2 separate regions of the Homo sapiens genome follow, and region 1 is linked to region 2. A link is a contact called in ENCODE Hi-C or POLR2A ChIA-PET data. All regions are on one chromosome and are shown on one strand. Each heading gives the region's core, a stretch centred on a gene start or an enhancer-like site at or near the end of the contact. The rest is flanking DNA. Distances are from core to core; before and after follow the strand shown.

What was found. Hi-C counts contacts between places; a loop is a spot of excess contacts on that map. ChIA-PET counts read pairs that join two places held with the same protein, here RNA polymerase II (POLR2A). Pooled maps may share reads with other maps.
Region 1: a loop to region 2 is called in a pooled map, with 7 times the contacts of the local background. The contact joins the promoter of HCG14 here to the promoter of H2BC13 in region 2. A Hi-C loop is called at or near these places in 11 of 50 pooled maps. POLR2A ChIA-PET finds 5 or more read pairs at or near these places in 15 of 52 experiments (CD4-positive, alpha-beta T cell, CD4-positive, alpha-beta memory T cell, CD8-positive, alpha-beta T cell and 10 more).

The regions. Positions count from the first base shown.
Region 1 is chr6:28,894,789-28,899,893 of GRCh38, forward strand. It overlaps HCG14 (HLA complex group 14), which reads left to right and starts at 1,742. Exons shown (of 2, transcript NR_104117.1): 1 at 1,742-1,942; 2 at 2,323-2,532. TRL-CAA1-1 (tRNA-Leu (anticodon CAA) 1-1) reads right to left here and starts at 1,540; the gene lies at 1,435-1,540. RefSeq lists enhancers at 147-783, 1,419-2,054 and a silencer at 845-1,008.
Region 2 is chr6:27,805,449-27,810,718 of GRCh38, forward strand. H2BC13 (H2B clustered histone 13) reads right to left here and starts at 2,481. Exons shown (of 1, transcript NM_003519.4): 1 at 2,031-2,481. The coding sequence starts at 2,458. The coding sequence ends at 2,078. H2AC13 (H2A clustered histone 13) reads left to right here and starts at 2,725. Exons shown (of 1, transcript NM_003509.3): 1 at 2,725-3,219. The coding sequence starts at 2,762. The coding sequence ends at 3,154. It overlaps H3C10 (H3 clustered histone 10), which reads left to right and starts at 4,603. Exons shown (of 1, transcript NM_003536.3): 1 at 4,603-5,088. The coding sequence starts at 4,626. The coding sequence ends at 5,036. It also overlaps the pseudogene H4C10P. RefSeq lists enhancers at 1,186-1,786, 1,787-2,386, 1,949-2,048, 2,299-2,528, 2,869-3,068 and 4 more.

The DNA.
Region 1 (5,105 bases), core at 492-2,991, 1.1 Mb after region 2:
TTGAGACGGAGTCTCACTCTGTTGCCCAGGCTGGAGTGCAGCGGGCAATGTGGGCTCACTGCAAGCTCCGCCTCCCGGGTTTAGGCGATTCTTCTACCTCAGCCTCCCGAGTAGCTGGGACTACAAGCACCCACCACCACACCCGGCTAATTTTTTGTATTTTTTAATATTTTTAGTAGAGACGGGGTTTCACTGTGTTAGCCAAGATGGTCTCAATCTCCTGACCTCGTGATCCGCCCGCCTCGGCCTCCCAAAGTGCTGGGATTACAGGCCTGAGCCACTGCACCCGGCCAGCAATATTTCTTCTGTAAAAGAAAAGAATAAGTGTTCCACATGGAAAGAACCCAAGATATATTAAGTGAAAAATGTCATAGCATGACTACATTTCTGTTAAAAAAAAAAAACAAAATGTTATATATATATGCGAATGCAGAGAAAAAAGAAATGTAAAAAATACAATAAATTTTTCACGGTGATTACATTTGCGAGAGGAACGTACAGCTTTCATATTTCATTCAATGGTTAAAATGGTACTCAATTTTGACTGACAAAACGGTAATGATCAGATGCCAAAACGAGTGTGAATGTGCATAATTTACGAAAGACATTTTTGAGAACTGGTTACATGAGTTTTGAAAATAGGAGAGCAGAGGACCTGTGTAAGATTTTTAAAGAGACTGCACTGTCACGAGCCACAGCGTTGTGAGATTGGTAGGAAAGTGCTCCAGGAAATATCTAGGGGAGGGCTTGGATCTGAGACACAGAGTGTGAGCCTGGTCGAGAAGCGGGAAAAGAACCCGCCCAGAGCCCCTTCTCTCCATTCCCTCGGCGAGGCAGGAAGCTATCTGCGTTCCGAATCCCGCGACATCAGGATTATCTCGCACTGCAGCACAGAGACCAATCGCTAGTAACCTCTGCCTTTAATTAGGCGTTTTTTGGCCCAAATCTCGCGGCTTCGTAAAAATATCGCGATGCTTCCGCTTTTAATGTTTTTAGTTTGGACAAGCCCTTTGAGATAAATTTAAAAGCCAATTCTTTTTTTTTTTTTTTTTTTTTGAGACGGAGTGTCGCTCTGTCCCCAGGCTGGAGTGCAGTGGCGCGATCTTGGCTCACTGCACGCTCCGCCTCCCGGGTTCACGCCATTCTCCTGCCTCATTCCCGAGTAGCTGGGACTACAGGCGCCCGCCACCACGCCCAGCTATTTTTTTTGTATTTTTAGTAGAGACGAGGTTTCACCGTGTTAGCCAGAATGGTCTCGATCTCCTGACCTCGTGATCCACCCGTCTCGGCCTCCCAAAGTGCTAGGATTACAGGCGTGAGCCACCGCGCCCGGTACCTAAAAGCCGATTCTTAAAAATATACGTTGGTAATTGTTTATGCCTACTGCTGAGATCAGGATATCTCTAAAGTAAGGAGAGGAAAAAGAAAAGTATGTGTCAGAAGTGGGATTCGAACCCACGCCTCCATTGGAGACCAGAATCCCCACCGCGGAGGAAGCTTAGCTTGAGTCTGGCGCCTTAGACCACTCGGCCATCCTGACACACTGCATAACAGCCCTGATTTTTGCACTAAAATAGAGATCAACAAGCAATGATTCTGTGTCGTGCACGCACGCAGAAACGCGATGACGTCAGGGTTGCTTGGTAACAGAAGGGCAGAAAGCCACTTGTGGATTGAAAAAGCAAAAGGGTTCGCAGGACTAGAAAATGTTTCTGCATAAAACTGGATCAAGTCTCTTACGGGCCTTATAACTGTTATCGCCATCTCGAAAAACGTGTGCGGGTTTTTTTTTTTTTTTTTTTTGCTCCCAGCCTGCCCAGATTTCAGGAAGGAAAGAAGATCTTTTGCTTCTTCGGTCGCTGGGTCGGCTCTCCAGTGTCTGATGTTTACTGAAATCTTGATCGTGGTTAGCCTCCCCCAGGACTTCATTGTTTGGAAGATGGTGAGGAACAAAACAAAACCCTAACAAAAGACCCCGGTTCTATAGGAAGGTCCCCTTTTAGCCCCTCTATTTTGGTTCCATTTGTCACTGCCTTGCCACTCGTCGAAGTTTGTCTTGGGCTCTAAAAGTGGTAGCCGGGAACGGCTGGGAAGGTCTCCACAGGGACCACCACATGGGCAAGGCTGGTGTCCGCGCCGAGGGATCGGCGATCCCAGGTCCGGGGAAACTCCGCGAGCGACGCGCTCGCCCGCGGCCTTCCTTGTCGCTCTCGGATGTTCCCGATTAATGGGCTCCAAGTGACCACTGCCAGGTCGGGGAACACAGCGGTAGTTTTTAAGGGGAGTGCACCACATCGCCTGATCCACTTTTCTGTTTCTCAGCCTTCGCCAAGCAATCTGAGCTCCAGGCCGGGAAGCCCCAAGGTCACAAATTTTAATGGAGCCCTGAAACTAAACAGAAATCATCCCTCCCACTAGAACAAGAGCCCCTAGAGGCCAGCGACACCGCTAAAATAACATGTGTAGACCAATGCCGTCCAGGTAACAGTGCCTGGCAAACACGGTAGAGGTTCAATAAATACATTTTAACTCAACCGTCTTAACTCTTGTATTTGGGGCTGTGAGGTTCAGATAGAGGAAATATAAAGTTGGATATTTTAATTAGATTTTGTCCTAATAGCTTACTTTTTGTATTTGTTAATATAAAAAAAATTTCCTTTTTGTAAGGCAAAGTTAGGTCTCTTTTCTGCATGGAGAAATAACTGAGTTTCAGTAGGCTCTATCTTAATTTCCACAGACTTCCTTGGTTTCATATCCTATTTTTGATAGAGAGAAAATTAGTAGTGAGAAGTACAGTGAACACTGGTTCCCCAGTCTCCCTCCAATACATGAGATTTGTATATTTTCTTTCGATTGGAAGGAAATTGTCCAGGAAGTGATTCCCAACATGGCAACTGTAATCTTACCCTAACTATAATTATTTTTTTCTAATTGCAAAGTACACACAAATTGTAGAACATACAAACATGTCAAAAATTAAAATCATCCATAATCTCACTAGTCAGAGGTAACTATTAACATTTTTATATATTTAGTCTTTCATATGGTATACATTTTCCAAAAATGGTCATGTGTAGTAAATAATTTGCTAACTTGCTTTCTAAATGAATATATTATGAATATATACTTGCTAAGTACTATATTTTGCATAAATCTTAATTCCTGCACATATTCCATATCAAAGTGGTATTCTTGAAAACTGGATTATTTCTAATTTTTTATTTTCATCAGCAATGCTGTAAAAACTATCCTTACATAAATATTTTCAAACATCCACGATTATTTCCTTAAATTTCTAAAAGTGAAACCATTACATCAAATTTTTTTTTTTTTTTTTTTTTTTTGAGACGGAGTCTCGCTCTGTCACCCAGGGTGGAGTGCAGTAGCACGACTTGGCTCACTGCAACTTCCACCTCTCGGGTTCACACCATTCTCTTGCCTCAGCCTCCCGAGTAGCTGGGACTATAGGCGCCCGTCACGACGCCCGGCTAATTTTTGTATTTTTAGTAGAGACGGGGTTTCACTATGTTGGTCAGGCTGGTCTCGAACTCCTGACCTCTTGATCCGCCCGCCTCAGCCTCCCAAAGTGCTGGGATTACAGGCGTGAGCCACCGCGCCCGGCCTACATCAATGTTTATCCAGTTTTTGTTTGTTTGTTTTGACGGAGTTTTGCTCTGTTGCCCAGGCTGGAGTGCAGTGGCATGATCTTAGCTCACAGCAACCTATCTCCCAGGTTCAAGTGATTCTCGTCTCAGCCTCCCGAGTAGCTGGAACTACACGCATGAGCCATCACACTCAGCTAATTTTTTTTTGTATTTTTAGTAGAAACAGGGTTTCACCATGTTGGTCAGGCTGGTCTCAAACTCCTGACCTCAAATGATGTGCCCGCCTCGGCCTCCCAAAGTGCTGGGATTACAGGCGTGACCCACCGCTCCTGGCACATTTTAATAGGTAACAAATGATATAGCGCCCCCCCTTTTTTTTCTGATTTGATTATTAGTGAGGTCCAATATTCATGTTTAAAGGATTTTTATACTCCTTCCTCAGTAAATTGCTTACCAAATTTTTATGAGGTGTCCATCTTTCCTTATTGATTTGTAAGACTTATTTTATGAAAAGTAAACTCTTGGGATACAGTTTCTATTTACCAAGAACCCAAGCAGAAATTCCTATCTCTTATTAACAAGAATCCCATTATGTCCCTTAAACATTTAGTTACTTCCATCTTACAGAAACTAGAAGCTATACAATTAACAATGTTCCCATGTCAATTTTTAAAACCCAACTGTGGCCCACATTTAGTGTCCTCGTAGTTTTCATACTATAGATTCACTTCTAATCCTGGTCATTTTTTGTGCCATCTTTTTTTTTAATGAGACGGAGTCTCGCACTGTCACCCGGGTTGGTGTGCAGTGGCGCAATCTCGGCTTGCTTCAAGCTCTGCCTCCCAGGTTCAAGCAATTTTCCTGCCTCAGCCTCCCAAGTAGCTGGGACTACAGGCTCGTGCCACCATGCCCAGTTAATTTTTGTATTTTTAGTAGAAATGGGGTTTTTCACTATGTTGGCCAGGCTGGTCTTGAACTCCTGACCTCGTAATCTGCGTGCCTGGGCCTCCCAAGGTGCTGGGATTACAGGCGTGAGCCACCGCGCCCGGCTGTGCCGTATTTTTTCTTTCTTCCTTTATGGCATGTTAAACTCCTGATGTCTTGATTTTATGGGTTTGTTTTGGTTTTTTTTGAGATGGAGTCTTGCTCTGCTGCCCAGGCTGGAGTGCAGTGGTGCAATCTTGGCTCACTGCAACCTCCGCCTCCTGGGTTCCAGCAATTCTCCTGTCTCAGCCTCCCGAGTCGGGATTACAGAAATGCACCACCACACCTGGCTAATTTTTGTATTTTTAGTAGAGATGGGGTTTCACCATGTTGGCCAGGCTGGTCTTGAACTCCTGACCTCAGGTGATCCGCCCGCCTCAGCCTTCCAAAGTGCTGGTGTGAGCCACCGAGCCCAGACATGATTTTATGTTTTAAATGGCTTTAAGTCCTTTTTGGAATAAGGTAAAATATAATTAAATATGTCAATATTTTAACTATTTACTAATAATATTTATT
Region 2 (5,270 bases), core at 1,231-3,730:
AAATCATCCCATTATTAGCACCTGGAGAAGCCGTATAGTATACACTGGTTATAAATAGGGATTCTGAAACCAGATTCTGGTTTTGAATCATGTTTTCACTACTCATTACCTGTTACCAACCTAAGTAACAAACATAGAGGCTCTCTAAAGACAAATACATTTATTTGGGAATAAAGCATTGTAATGGGAATCCATATGCTATAAAGTACATGTGTATTCAAGGAGGTAAAGGAAGACAAAGGTTTTTAAAGAAAAAAATAAGGAGGGTTACAATAACAAGGGCGATGCCAGTCCAAGGTTGGGAAGGCAGTTGTTGGACAAATGGTCTTGTAGAAGTATTTTTTGTGTGTGTAAGGTTTTGATGGCCTGTGTTTATGGTTGTGGCTCTTACCATCTTTTGTGATAGTTTTTGTTATTAGGCATACAAGCGTGAGAACTTTCTCTTTATGGCTTTTCTTGGCTCTGTGTCAGGATTTTCTTAACATTAGTGATTTCATTTTGATTGACAACTTTCCCACTGTACAATTTCACACTTTAGGCAATTTACTCGAGCTCTCTGAACCCCCATTTTATGATCTGTAAAACAGGTATAAAAATAGTAATTTTTCACAAAGTTGTTATGAAAGCTAAATGATTTAACATATGTAGAGAGCTTTTTAGGACATTATCTGGCACATGATAAGCAGTAAATAATTATGAAAAAGAGCCTTCTTATTTTTTACTAGATAGAATGATGTACTGTAATTTATTGCTAATCAGTCAAATTGCTTCAGTCTTATACTACAAACAGTGCTGCTGGAAACCCCTGCATATATTATTTTGCATATTTTCAAAAATAGTAAATTCCTAGGGGTGAAATTTCTGATGTAAAGATAGGTGCATTTTAAAATTTTGACAGGTATTACCAAATTTTCCTTTATGAAAGCACTACCAATTTGTGGGGCCACCAGCAATGATTGAGAATTAAGGTCTGGGAGGCTTATTCAGGATTTTCCATTCCTATAGCAGAATACTATGACTGGCCTATGGTGAATAGTAGATGCTTAATAAATGTTAGTAAATTGGATGGTAAATAGTATACGAAAAACAGTTGGGTTTGGGTGAAAACAAGAAAAACTTTTAAAAATCTACTCTGGCATCTTTTGCTAGCAGGCATTGACAATTAGGAGAAGGCAAGGTGTTAACTTTTACTGATCTCCCACTTTTTTTTTTGAGACAAGGCCTGGCTTTATCACCCAGGCTGGAGTGCAGTGGTGCGATCTCAGCTCACTGTAAACTCCGCCTACCAGGCTCAAGCCATCCTCCTACATCAGCCCCCTAAGTAGCTGGGACAACAGGGGCGCGCCACCACTCCTGGCTAATTTTTGTGCTTTTTGCAGAGACGGGGTTTTGCTATGTTGCCCAGGCTGGTTGCGAACTCCTGGGCTCAAGGGATCCGCCCGCCTCCACCTCCCAAAGTGCTGGGATTACAGGCATGAGCCACCGCGCCCACCCCTCTAGTTTCCAGTTTAGTCGGAAAGATTAAAAACGCCAGCCTTGTTTTCCTAGTGCTGTTTTTGGTTTTTACCTCGGGTCTTTTGTCGTGCCTTAAAATCATGTCTGGTTGCGCAAGTGAGGGAAAGGATTGGGTAAAGGGGGCGCCACCGCAAGTTGCTGTGCAACATCCAGACATCACCAGACCCACCACCTGGAGCCTGGCCTGGCGGTGTCAAACGCATTCTGGTCTCATCTTTTTAGAAACCCGTGGATGCTCAAGGAATTTCCGGATAACGTGATCCCGGATGCGCTTGACTGACTTACACGGAACGAGCAAAGCGCAAAGCAGTCCCTGCTAAGGACTTAGTTTATGCCCTCAAGCGCAAAGGTCGGACCCTCTATGGTGTTGGTAGCTATATGCACGTACCTCATGTACATTTCACCTTAAATGGCTTTCAAAGAGCTAGATTAATTTAGTGGATAGATCAAAATGATTTATGACCCCTCGCCCCCCAGTGATAGGAAGAGCGAACCAGCTCTTCTTTAGATAATAGTGAGTGGCTCTGAAAAGAGCCTTTGGGTTGGACAAGAGCTTGAGAATTTACTTGGAGCTGGTGTACTTGGTGACGGCCTTGGTGCCCTCCGACACCGCGTGCTTGGCCAGCTCCCCCGGAAGCAGCAGGCGCACGGCGGTCTGGATCTCCCTGGAGGTGATGGTCGAGCGCTTGTTGTAGTGCGCCAGGCGGGAAGCCTCGCTTGCGATGCGCTCGAAGATGTCGTTGACGAAGGAGTTCATGATTCCCATGGCCTTAGAAGAGATGCCGGTGTCGGGGTGGACCTGCTTCAGCACCTTGTACACGTACACGGAGTAGCTCTCCTTGCGGCTGCGCTTGCGCTTCTTGCCATCCTTCTTCTGGGCCTTGGTCACCGCCTTCTTGGAGCCCTTCTTCGGGGCGGGAGCAGACTTGGCCAGCTCGGGCATAATGAAACAATAGTGGCAAAACCAAAACAAGAAGTCGGTCTCCTCTTTTTATATAATAGTTTATGCGGCCGAGGTAGTGGGAAGGTCTCTGCTGATTGGTAATTATCCGTGGATGACGACAGATGCCAGTTTTGCCCAATCAAAATAGGTATCCTGCATAATCGAGTCCTATTGGTCTAAATAAAAATAAAACGTAAGCCAATCGCACAGCTTCCTTTTCGCGCCCAGTAGAGGCTATAAAATGTACGTTTTTCTAGTTTCACTTCAGTCTTTCTTGACCGTATAGATAATAGGCCTTTTGCCATGTCTGGGCGTGGCAAGCAGGGAGGCAAAGCTCGCGCCAAGGCCAAGACCCGCTCTTCTCGGGCCGGGCTTCAGTTTCCCGTAGGCCGAGTGCATCGCCTGCTCCGCAAAGGCAACTATGCGGAGCGGGTCGGTGCTGGAGCGCCGGTGTACCTGGCGGCGGTGCTGGAGTACCTGACCGCCGAGATCCTGGAGCTGGCTGGCAACGCGGCCCGCGACAACAAGAAGACTCGCATCATCCCGCGTCACCTCCAGCTGGCCATCCGCAACGATGAGGAGCTCAACAAGCTTCTGGGCAAAGTCACCATCGCACAGGGTGGCGTCCTGCCCAACATCCAGGCCGTGCTACTGCCCAAGAAGACCGAGAGCCACCACAAGGCGAAGGGCAAGTAGAAGCCTGGATTAGTTTGCAGCAACTCAATCCCAAAGGAACCAAAGGCTCTTTTCAGAGCCACCTACAATTTTGTGGAAGAACTGAGCACTATGTTTAATGTAATTTCTCGTCTTTGCCTACTTCTAAACCACTCCAAAGGTTACGTAGATCAGTCTTCGGTGTCTTGGTTAGGTAGTGACAATCTCGTTAGCTTTATAAAAAGCCTGGATAACATTAAAAGTATTAAACACGCCTTCATCTTAAGCTTAGTGGAAGAAAATTTAGTTTTTCCTAAGCTGGCATTATCCAAGTATGTTGAATTCTGTATGGTTCACCGTCGGGTTTTACTTTTAGTCTGTTGAAGCAAACATGTCTGCTTTGGGGCCAGATGTTTTCTGGGTCTTGGTAAATAACAAACCGGGCATTCGACGTTCAATCCAAATCTAGATCAACGACTTGGATTCTTCATTTCTGAGAAATATCTCTCGAATCTGTATAATTAATTGCATTTGAACATTAATGATTGAGTTGAGAATAATTATTAGACTAATTAGAACAGTTACTTATGGTGCCAGGTAGTTCTCTTTGAAGCATTTTCTGAAAATTCATTGAAATTAAAATTTCCCGAGCTTTCCCACCCCCAGCCACACAAATTGATTTCTTAGTACAGAGATGACTTAATTTGTTTCAGCATGGTAAATTCCACTTTTAAAATATCTGACTTGATGTTTTTAATCTGAATCAGATCTGGATGTACGAATGGAATAGATTCTTAAAAGAAAATGAATTACATTTCTAGAGTATTGGAAAAATAAGCTGCAATGGAATTACTTTAATCTAAAAGTGAAAAGTTCACATAAAGTTGTTTCTTTGACATTTTTTGGCCTTGAATTTCTCACATGCGAACCAGCTTTTCTTGGTTATAAAAATAGAAGTTTTTTAAATTTAAGTGGTCAAAAGATAGAAAATTGAGGGGACAGGTGTATAAGGCTGTCCTGTCCAGTATTGCAGCCACTAGCCAATTGTGGATAGTGATCATTGGAAATTCCATAGCATGAATTTTATATAAAATACACATTGCATTTGGAAAAGTCAGTGCCAAAAAGTGTAAAATACCTAACAATTTTAATTTCGATAACATTGAAATATGTTGGCTATATTGGATTAAGCAAAATATTAAAAATTAATTTTTCCTTGTTTTGTTACAATGTTCTCCTAGATAAGTGTAAATTACTTATATTGCTCTCATTTCCACTGGAAATCGCTAGTATAGTGAACAACTGTATAGCGAAAATAGAAAATAAAATATGGAGACCATGAACTGCTAAGTCTGTCAGAGGAATAGGTGAACAACAAAAATTTGAGTCCTTCGCCAATCCGGTTACTGTTGGGTAGGCCTTCAGCATACTTTTGTCCAATCAGCTTCAGACTCTCACTATAAATAAGCGGCTAGCTTTCTCTTTCTCCTGAAGTGAATCTAGCTCTGAAGGCATGGCGCGTACGAAGCAGACTGCTCGCAAGTCCACCGGCGGCAAGGCTCCGCGCAAGCAGCTGGCCACCAAGGCGGCTCGGAAGAGCGCTCCGGCCACCGGCGGTGTCAAGAAGCCCCATCGCTATCGGCCTGGTACAGTGGCTCTCCGCGAGATTCGCCGCTACCAGAAGTCCACCGAGCTGCTGATCAGAAAGCTGCCTTTTCAGCGTCTGGTGCGTGAGATCGCGCAGGACTTCAAGACCGACTTGCGCTTCCAGAGCTCCGCGGTGATGGCGCTGCAAGAGGCATGCGAGGCCTACCTGGTGGGGCTCTTTGAGGACACCAACCTGTGCGCCATCCACGCCAAGCGGGTGACTATCATGCCCAAGGACATCCAGCTCGCACGTCGTATCCGCGGCGAGAGGGCTTGAGTCTCAAGGACTCACTGATTACATACCCAAAGGCTCTTTTCAGAGCCACCCACATGCGCGCTGAAAAGATCTGTTTCTCTCAGGAATTCTTCCTGGTACTTGTTTTGCCTGTAGTAGATAGGGCCCATTTCCAGACGTTATACAATCTGTTTCGTAAGACTCAGCCTATCCCTTTTTGAATGCTAATTTTGGGAGTCTTAACATCTAATAATGTCCGGCATTTTTCCGTAAGCA